2 separate regions of the Homo sapiens genome follow, and region 1 is linked to region 2. Evidence: chromatin loops called from intact Hi-C (ENCODE). Cell type or tissue: Calu3. All regions are shown on one strand. Each heading gives the region's core, and the rest is flanking DNA. Links, peaks and the distances in the headings are about the cores only.

Region 1 (5,385 bases), core at 133-5,132, 98 kb before region 2:
TGGACCCCGACTGTCTTCTTGCTTGTAGAGTTTTTGCCGAGAGATCTGCTGTTAGTCTGATGGGCTTCCTTTTGTGGGTATCCTGACCCTTCTCTCTGGCTGCCCTTAACATTTTTTCCTTCATTTTAACCTTGGTGAATCTGATAATTATGTGTCTTGGGGTTGCTTTTCTTGAGGAGTATCTTTGTGGTGTTCTCTGTATTTCCTGAATTTGAAAGTCGGCCTGCCTTGCTAGGTTGGGGACGTTCTCCTGTATAATATCGTGAAGAGTGTTTTCCAACTTGGTTCCATTCTCCCCATCATTTTCAGGTACACCAATCAAACGTAGATTTGGTCTCTTCACATAGTCCCATATTTCTTGGAGGCTTTGTTTGCTTATTTTTACTTTCTCCAAACTTCTCTTCTCGCTTCATTTCATTAATTTGATGTTCAATCACTGATACCCTTTCTTCCACTTGACGAATCAGCTACTGGAGCTTGTGCATGTGTCACGTAGTTCCTGTGCCATGGTTTTCAGCTCCATCAGGTTATTTAAGGTCTTCTCTATGCTGTTTATTCTAGTTAGCCATTCGTCTAATCTTTTTTCAAGGTTTTAAGCTTCCTCGTGATGGGTTCGAACATCCTCCTTTAGCTTGGATAATTTTGTTATTACCAGTCTTCTGAAGCCTCCTCTGTCAACTCGTCAAAGTCATTCTCCATCCAGCTTTGTTCCATTGCTGGCGAGGAGCTGAGATCCTTTGGCGGAGAAGAGGCGCTCTGGTTTTCAGAATTTTCAGCTTTTCTGCTCTGGTTTCTCCTCATCTTTGTGGTTTTATCTACCTTTGGTCTTTGATGATGGTGACCTACAGATGGGGTTTTGGTGTGGATGTCCTTTTTGTTGTTGTTGATGCTATTCCTTTCTGTTTGTTAGTTTTCCTTCTAACAGTCAGGTCCCTCAGCTGCAGGTCTGTTGGAGTTTGTTGGAGGTCCACTCCAGACCCTATTTGCCTGGGTATCACCAGCAGAGGCTGCAGAACAGCAAATATTGCAGAACAGCAAATGTTGCTGCCTGATCCTTTCTCTGGAAGCTTCATCTCAGAGGGGCACCTGGCTGTATGAGGTGTCAGTCGGCCCCTAATGTGTCTCCCACTTAGGCTACTCAGGGGTCAGGGACCCATGTGAGGAGGCAGTCTGTCTGTTCTCAGAGCTCAAACACCATTCAAGCCCACTTTCATATTAGATAAAACTGATAATAAATGCTTTATCTGCATGTAAATGAATATTCCTAGGAGGAGAGTTTTATTTATTTTAAATTTTTGGTTTTTTTTTAGTAATTTCAGCTTATTTTAGATTTGCGGGTACATGTGCAGGTTTGTCACATGGGTCTATTTCATGATGCTGAGGTTTGAGATATGAATGATCACATCACCCAGGTAATGAGCATTGTAGTATACTCATAGTACTATGCCCAGTTGTTAGTTTTTCAACCCTTTCCCACCTCTAGTAGTCTGCAGTGTCTACTGTTGACATCTTTATGTCCATGAGTACCCAGTGATTAGGTCTCACTTATAAATAAGAACATGTACTATTTGTTTTCTTTTCCTGCATTAATTCACTTAAGATAATTATCTCTAGCTACATCCATGTTGCTGCAAAGGACATGATTTCCTTCTTTTTATGGCTGTGTACTACTCCAGGGTGTATATGTAGCACATTTTCTTTATCCAGTCAACTGTTAATGGGTACCTGGGTTGATTCCCTGTCTTTGCTATTGTGAATAGTGCTGCGATGAACATAGGTGTATGTGTCTTTTTGGTAGACTGATTTATTTTCTTTTGAATATATACCTAGTATTGGGATTGCTGGGTCAAATGGTAGTTCTATTTTAAGTTCTTTGAGAAATCTAGAAAGATAATTTTAGATGGCATTAAGGAAAGTGACAGTAATAATTGCATTATGTCAATGATACCTTCTTGCCCACTGAATCTGGCCCTGTCACAAGCCAACCAATTATCTTTTTCTTTTTAAGACGATTTAAGATAAAGTTTCTGTTACTCATAACCAAGTAGTGTGCTGAATAAAACACAATAGGAAGAGTTTGAATTATTTAGGAGTATACATTTTTTTCAGTATAACATTGAAAGCAGATATTAAATGTAAGTAATGAATGTACTAAGAATCATTGCATAAATAAATAACCCTTTATAGCTTCATAACTCTCCATAGTTTATAGAATGCATTCACATACAGTCTGTTCACAGTTGCTGTGTAAGATGGGCAGTGATTGTCAGTCTTCATCCAGCTTCATCCAGACACTTCTTCAAAGTCAATGAAAGTCATGTGAATAATCATCATCAAAACTGAGCTCATCTTCCTCCTAACACTTCCATTAGTTCCTAATGACCTTTTGCTAGAAACTCCATGAATCAATGGTTCTAGGTTGCTATGACCATCTAACAAAAGATACAAGTAAATAATGTATATTAAGAATAATTCAAGTGTGTATGTGTGTGTTTCAGTGTAAGGTGAACAATACAAAAAAACTTATCTGGTAATCTACACAACATTCATGTACAGCTGCCATTTTTTAAAAACCTGGCAAAAACTTCCAAAAGAAAATATTATTAGTCCTTTTAAAGAGGTGCTTAACTAGCAGTATTTAGCTTTGATCTCATGATCCAAAGTAAACTCAACAACTTTTCTCAAAGAACCAAGACTTTTAAATTAGATCATTGACTTCCAAAATCTTGGCCAAGAAATCTGACATGTAAACTATCTTCTGCTCCATTTATCTAATGTGAAGAGATGAAGGTCCAAGATGAAACCTGGCAGGATTTGAACCCAAGGTTCCGGGAAGTCTAAATGAGCCTAATATTATGTTTGGCTGAGAATTGTTCCCCCTGGCAGGGAAAACACACAGCTTCAAGCCTGTTGATGCTGACAAAGCTTTTTAAGATAAGGGATTAAAATGCTCCCTAAAAGCAGAAACTCTTGGTGTCTGCCTCAATGCAACAGGTAGGTAGTTCCAAAACACTTGTGAAAAAGGTCTTTGTTTGGGATATACTCTCTCTGGAAAGGAACAAGGAGCTTATTTATCTGTGACCGAAAAAGAAAAGAAAAGGGCAAGCAAGCAACTTCTTTCCTTCTTTAATAAGAGTAAGGTGCAGGGAGAGAGACAATCTCACACTACTCTGAGAAACACTTAAAAGCAGGCAATTTTCTCCTCCCTCAGGCTCTGTGGTTAGGTGGTTAAAGTCTGAACCAAAGAGAAAGACTAGCAGCTTCTCTTCACAGCTTAGATAATCATTTCCTGTTTGTCCTTAGGCAGATTGCCTCATCATTTTCAGGAGCCTTGATTAAGAGTGTCTCAATTTACCCATCTAAAATAATAGCTGTTTCATCAGGGGTATTGTGGTGTTTAATTAAAGCCTGTGAAGGGTACTGAGATCCTCAGATAAGACTCTGTGTAAACACTAAGTAATGTATGTCTGCATATATACAGATATAAGCTAGGCCTGCAAAATTGAATTTATCTGACAAATTTTTTTTCATCCCATCAACCTGCCTCAAACTAGTTTTGTTGCCCCAGACTTAGAATAAAAATTCCTTCAGGGCAGTATACTCCAAGAATTGCCAAATGCTTAGATAAGGTGCCTTGGTAAAGCTTTAAGTGTCCCAGCCAACTTTAGGTCAGCTACCTTCTTACAATGCTTCCCAGACCTCAGGTATTCATTTCACAATTTCATAGATTTTACTATTTCTGCTTACCACCTGTACCATTGTTTAATATTTTCTAAATGGGATACTTATTTGCCTTAAAAAGTTTATTTAGGGCAAAAATTTCATGTGACTATTGTGCATAGAAAACAAGTGTTTTTCAGTAGCAAAGGCATAGAATCAACCTAAATGCCCATCAATGGTAGACTGGATAAAGAAAATGTGGTACATGTACACCATGGATTGCTATGCAGCCATAAAAAAAGAACAAGATCATGTCCTTCGCAGGAACATAAATGGAGCTGGAGGTCATTATTATTAGCAAACTAATGCAGGAACACAAAACTAAATACCAAATGTTCTCACTTATAAGTGGAAGCTAAATTATTAGAATACATGGACACAAAGAGAGGAGCAACAGGCACTGGGGCCAACTTGAGGGTAGAGGGTGGGAGGAAGGAGAGGATCAGAAAAAAATAACTATTAAGTACTAGGCTTAGTACCCAGGTGAAAAAATAATCTGTAAAACAAACCCCTGTGACAGAAGTTTACCTGTTTAACAAACCTACACATGTACCCCTGAACCTAAAATGAAAGTTAGCAAAAAGAAACGAAAACAAGTGTTTTCTAATATACATTAATTTAAGTACATATCTATTCAAAATTTTAAAAGTTTACTCATGTTATTTAAAAATTATCTTGTATATCAATAGTTTATGCATATCATGTTTAGATGAAGTAAAAAGTAAAAGATCATTCAAAATTGCATATAATCTCCAGATGATTTATATTTTATATATATAACACATTTTGATGCTATTCTTTTTGGCAGCTTTATCAATGAGCTATTGTAGTATAACAAACTACAGAGGTGTAGAATAATAATAATTTATTATTCTTTAAGGGTCTGTGGGTTGGCTGGGCAATTCTGCTGCTCTGAGCCAGGTTTGGCTGATCTTGGCTGGCCTTGGTCACACGTCTGTGATTAGCTGGCAGATTGGCTGGGGCTGGCTGGTATAGGATGGCCTCAGTCACATACCTGGTGGTTGTCCAGCTCTTGTCTTAGGGCAATGCAGTGACTGGATCACATGTCATTCATCTTTCAATAGACTATTCTAGACGTTCCCAGATAGGGTTTAGGGTTCTAAGAGAAAGCAGAAGTTGCAAGGCCTCTGGAGGACTAGGTTTGGAAAGAGAACCACCTAGACTCTCCCACATTTTACTGGCTAAACAAAATTACAGTGCCAATTTAGAGTGGTTTTGGTGGGGTCCAAAACTCTTTAGGGTTCCATATTCCTCCTAGTTTTACACGAAGCCATCCCTAGGCTGTGGCCGTCATCCTCATGCTCCAAGTAGCTGCTGGAGTTCCAGCCATTACATGCTGAGTTTGACCAGCAGGAGCCTGCAGGAGGCTGGTTAATGGTCCCTCAAGACATCCATGTCCTAAGTTTTACAACCTGTGAATATTACCTTATATGGCAAAAGGGACTTTGCAGATGTGATTAAATTAAGGATCTTCAAATTGAGAGTTTATCCTCAGTTACACAGGTAAGAATAATGCAACTACAGGTGTCATTGTAAGAGGGAGGGAGAGGGAGACTTGATTGTAGCAGAGACAGTAGGCAACATGATGACCAAAGTAAGATACGACACTGTTGGCTTTGAAAATAGAGAAAGGAGACAAGTAAT
Region 2 (5,385 bases), core at 179-5,178:
TTGGTAATCAGCTAGTTATTTTTCTTCTCATTTCTCTCTCTGGGATTGTTGGACTGTTTAGAGCAATTCATCACCCATTTGGGACTAATCCTTCTGTGGAGGGAAGTGGGGGAGGGAAGCTGTTATCCTAGAGAAGATAAAGTAGAAGACTATTTCCCCATTTATATTTGGTTGTTAAACAATGATTTCCCCAATGAGGTAAGTGAAATAATGACATAACTGCCTAAGAGTGAAACAATGAAAGCTTTAGGGGTAGGTGCCTTATGCAATGGAAAGTATCCCCAGCTGTGAAGTTTGTTACTCCGAAATGACTTGTTCTTAGATTGTCTTTACAACCCCCAAGGGAGCATCATCTTACATTCATTACCTAAGTTTGGAGGAAGCTGCATCTATGAAGATTATAAATGCAGAAAGAGAGTTTTAAATATGTATAATGCATTGGTGGAAGCAATTTTACCCCATCAAATAGGAAAAAGGTAGCCTTTGAAGGTTGTTTTGTCTGCAACAAGCAAGTTCAAACGTTCTTCCATTTGTTCTCGCCAAGTCTTCTCGATTACAGCATCTCACTTTGGTTTGCCTTTTGTCCTCTCTTTCTCCCTCCAGCAGTTGCTGTCTCTCTCTGTCTCCGATAAAATCATTTCCAAACGTTTTCAGGGATTCCATTTTTCTAAGTTCACGTCAGGTGCCATGGAAAGGTTGACCCCACCACTCATTGCAAACAAGTCTCTGGTGTCGGTGCATTTTCTAATTAGTGGGTGTCTAAGTTGATCTCTCAGATTTCCTTCCGTCCTTCTGAAGAACCTAATTTCAAACCCTCAAGGCTGACTGTGTTCACCAGAGCCAAAGGTTCACATTTCCGAAGTCCACGTTCAGCCTTAAGAAAGATGTTAGTGTGACACAAATTGGCATTTTCTTGGCAAGTTTTTTTGCTCACAGCAAATTCTTTATTCCTTGGAAGGAAGCTGAGAGTTGAAAACCCCTTCTAGCTATTTCCTTAGAGACACTCTGAATTCGGGCAGCAACGTGATCTGAATCTTGAAATGTTTATCTTCCTCCACCGTTTTTCATTTCTTGAATCCTTTCTTGTGTCCTTTATTCTTCATATAAACATCCACATATGTAACTTCACTTTTAGGTGGGTCTAGCTATAAGGAAAATCAAAGGAGACAGAGAAAGCACGTTTACACACCCCATATCGAGTGTTCTTGCTTTTCTTCTGCCAATTCCCTCCACGCATGGCTGTTTTCACAATGGGTGATATCACCCAACAGCTGTCTTGGACTGGAAACTAAAATGCTTGTAGAATTTCAGTTTTTTGTCTTACCTACTTAAATTTGTCCCTTTTCCAAAAACACTAAAAAAATAAAAAAAAAGAATAGTTGCCTTCAGTGGGAAATTATTCCTATAACTGAAAATAAGTTGTTTTATAACTTACTCTGCTAAGGTTTTGTTGTAATTGCCCCTAATTCTAAATTTGCTTTCGAGAATCATTAACTGTGATTATATGGACATGAGCTTTTATATTTGGTATTTGATAAAACAAGAAAATTGATTTTGTAAAAATCTGTTTTCCATCTGCAATTTGTGAGCAGGAAATGGGTGGAAAGAAGTAATGCGTTACCTGCCTGGTGTTCTCAGGCTGACCTAAACCAGAACTTCAATATCTCATGTACTGCCTATTGGTTGTTTAGCCTATGGATTTGCTGAACCCAGTGAGCAGAGATCTCTGTGCTTCATTCTAGGTAATTAATCTGGTTATTTACTGATGTCCCTCGACCTCCCTCCTCTGAAAACAGCAGGTTCCTTCATTATCATCAAAAATTGCTTCCTCACTAAAGTCTTGATTTCTGAGATTCTTATTAGGTTGGTGCAAAAGTAATCGTGGTTTTTGCCATTACTTTTAATACTTTTCTACCTGTTTTTCCATTGTCTTATCTTGGGTCCCATCCTCATTACAATATCTGTCCACTGACCCTTTCCCCTACTTTGAACATTATGTTATTCCCAAAAAAGTGTACTCATGACAGAGTGTGAAGATCTCCAATGAGTACCACTCCTGAAATCCACAGACTACCACTGTTTCACAGTGGGTACCTGCAGACATTGCTTACTGCTCCACAGATTTTCACAAGTTAAACAAATCTATTTAACCAGCACCTAGATCAAGGACAATTTCTGAATTTTTATAGCCGCTGGACAGAATAATGTCTGTTGAAACTAATAAAAAATGGGGCTTATATTTTGTCTCTTTATTCCATTTGTAATCATTCAATTTTCTTGAATTTAAAAAAATGTATTGGCCTGTGAATCGTTACAAATAAATAACCAAATAAAATGAAACAAAACTGGTCCTTCGCCTCTGATCATTTGAAAAGAACTGATCTAGATGACCTGAGAACCCCTATCAGATTTTGTGTCTGGTTATTTTCAGCTGCTAATTTGAGCTTTCCTCTGAGAACCAGCCCTTCACGTGAGGCCCAGCTTTCTGAACAGTCAGGATAACACCCCTGCTCATCAGAGGCTGCTTCACTCTCCCAAGAGTCCATGTCTGTGGGCTTAAATAGAGTTAACACAATGGGTCTGTTCAGGGCCTTGAGTTGATTTCCTTGGGGTCCCTGCCTTGCAAATATCAGTGGGGCTTGGATACAACAAGGAAAAGAGTCCCTGGCTGAAGGCCAACCTCGAGTGTAATGATTACATCATAGTATACACTATAGAAATTATCTTCCTGGTTCTTATACAGAAGCTGACAGTCAGTACTGGACTTTTCCTCCTCATGTGCCAAGATTATCTGCCAATGTCAACTTTTCCTGTTGTGAATGGGTACAAGTTGTGATATTGCCATTCAAGGACTTCCAGTAGCAGTAAGAGGAAAATTATGAACCAGCTCCCCTCAGAGAGGAAGTGCCTTTGCAAACAGGTCGTCAGTCATGAGCATAGTGGCTGCCTCCTTCCTCCCAGGAACAGCCCTGCCTCCTAAATTGCTGACTCTCCCCTCACAGGCTGTTTGGATTGGCATGACTGTAGGACGTGTGATAGAGGCAGCGTTTGGCATATTCCTACTTATCCTACAAGCACTTTGGGAAAGAATTAACTATGTGTATTTTCCTGGAAAGACATAATTTCCGTTGCTCATTGATTGTGTCTTTAATTTATAACAAATGCCTTGAAAATGGGACACATGTGATGTTATAAGCCTTCTACAAGCCTCATTCTCTAGGTTTTTTAATTCCTTCAGGAATGAATTATTAGAATGGAAGAGGTGAGACACAGAGGCATAAATTTGGAAGAGCCCTTTCTGATCAGCTAACAAATTTCTCTCCCATTTTTTGGATGGTAAAACTGAAGCCCAGAGAAGGCATGTGACTTGACAAAGATGAGTTTCCAAAATACAAATTGGATTTCAGGGCTTTATGTTTTTATTTTTATTTTCCTAAGCTTGTGATGCAAGTAGGATATACCTACAAAAAAGTTACATGTAGCAACTGTAAAACTCAACACAATTCATAAACACATCCAGGCAACCAGCATCCAGATCAAGAAGCAGAACAATCCTGAGCCTGACAAAGCCTTTATAATGCACCTAAGCTACTGCTTCCTCCTAAGGGTAACAACTATTCCACCTTCTAGTATCATGTGTTATTTTTGCCTTTTAATGAACTTTCAATAAATGGAATTAGAGTGTGTTACTCTTGAGTCAGGCTTCCTTCATTCACCACTGTCAATGAGATTCATCCATTATTACATTTCATTTTAATGCATTGCTTTTCATTGCTGTATGTCATTCTTTTGTGTGAATATAGCAGACTATTCATCTTTTCAACCACTGATGGACATTTAGGTAGTTTTCAGTTTAGGCCACTTAATGGCGCCACTAAGATTATTCCTGTACATATCTGTTGTGAAAATATGTATAATTGGATTGGGTTTTACTCCTACTTTGTGTCTAATGATGCTCCCCAAAAATGTTAATAGAAGCAACTGTCAAAATTGTGTGCAGGTGTTTGAGGTGTATGAGACTGTTCCTGCATGCATTTCTGTCTGTGCCAACCATCCAAAGGGGACCATTTGAGGAATTACAGTAGCCTCATGACAGCCACCAATATAACATTTGTGGTTGGGAATATTTGCAAGTACTCTTAAAATCCAAAATAATCAGTTGACATTTTGTTTATCTCAAATTGTGAGTGATTTCATTATTAGCTTTTATTTTTATTTATTTTTAATTACAACTAATATATAAATTCATTCTTGTTCCATACACATGCTTAACAATAATACTAACACTATAATATTGGCGTCATGATCCCAAGGATTTTGGTCTGTTCATCACAGGGGTAGCATCAGTGCCTGACAGAGAAGGTGCTAAATAATATTTTTTGAATGATGGGTGGTTCTCTTGGCTATTGCTCCCCATCCCTAGAACTTCCCCAGAAGTAGTCTCATCTTTGAGTCTTTTGTGTACCTCCACACTGTTTTTTCTATACAATCGTGTGTGTGTGTGTGTGTGTGTGTGTGTGTAATTGGATGATGCCATGCTGTATGGGTTTTCTAAATTAACAGTATGTCTTATGCATTTTATTTGTTGTCAGTCATAGAAATTTACCTTTTCGTGAGCTGTGTAATATTCCATGGTATGGACATATTACATTTCTGCGATTTCCAATTTTGGGCACCATAAATTATGCTGCAGTGAACACTCTTGTGAATATAAGTGTTTCCTGGTGGTAGACAGCAAGAACTAGAATTGCTGGCTCACAGGTGGTATACATTTTTAATTCTTTCAAATCACCTTCCAGAATAGGCATTCCAATTCATCCTTTCATTGGCAATCTATGGAAGTACCTGTTTCTCCTCACCTTCACTATGATCGATATTATCAAAACTCAGAAGTTTTTGCCGAAATGATATGTAAAAAACATCATTTAATTTTAATTCCCTTCCATACTACTGATGTTGGGCATCTTTTTGTATATTAGTGAATGAAGTGTAAGTTTGACTTAAGCTTGCTGCAAAGATCAAATGCATAGGAGTAAGTAAAGCCTGCCATTCCCCCATCAGGGTATCTCTTTATGGCCATGTTCTTTATCCTGATTGTCACGGCTGTTAAGAATCTTAGATAATCCCTAGATTTTTCTCCACCCAAATGGTATGAGTATACAAAAGTGATTTAAACATTTCTTCAAAATCCCAGGGGACAGACAGGAGGGCATCTTGACCTATCCAATTTATTGGTACAAAGCAAAACATTTGGAGAATGAATTTTCCAGTTAATTATTCTAGTGCTTTCTCTTTGTACCAGGAACTAGAAGAAGAAAAAATGTTGTACTATGAGGTTTAACTATCTGCCACCATAAGGAGTCTCAAACTGCAACAAAACCTGCA

Evidence for each region. A loop is a pair of places that touch in the nucleus more often than their neighbours do. Peaks named below come from ENCODE experiments on the same cell type or tissue, not always from the same donor. Only the 100,000 strongest peaks of a DNase experiment are listed, where the experiment ranks them.
Region 1: it touches region 2 in a loop (2.8-fold over the local background); 1 of 110 quality-filtered maps calls a loop at or near these places.

What each region holds. Positions count from the first base shown.
Region 1 is chr3:65,050,173-65,055,557 of GRCh38, reverse strand. No RefSeq gene overlaps it. Among named protein-coding and RNA genes, the nearest start is that of LINC02040, 120 kb to the left of the region's middle. In Calu3, for the core only: no CTCF peak of the experiment used is centred there; no DNase peak of the experiment used is centred there.
Region 2 is chr3:64,952,656-64,958,040 of GRCh38, reverse strand. The region is part of intron 4 of ADAMTS9-AS2 (ADAMTS9 antisense RNA 2); the gene reads right to left. The region is part of intron 1 of LOC105377124 (a long non-coding RNA gene); the gene reads left to right. Among named protein-coding and RNA genes, the nearest start is that of LINC02040, 220 kb to the left of the region's middle. In Calu3, for the core only: no CTCF peak of the experiment used is centred there; a DNase peak (open chromatin) is centred at 2,670.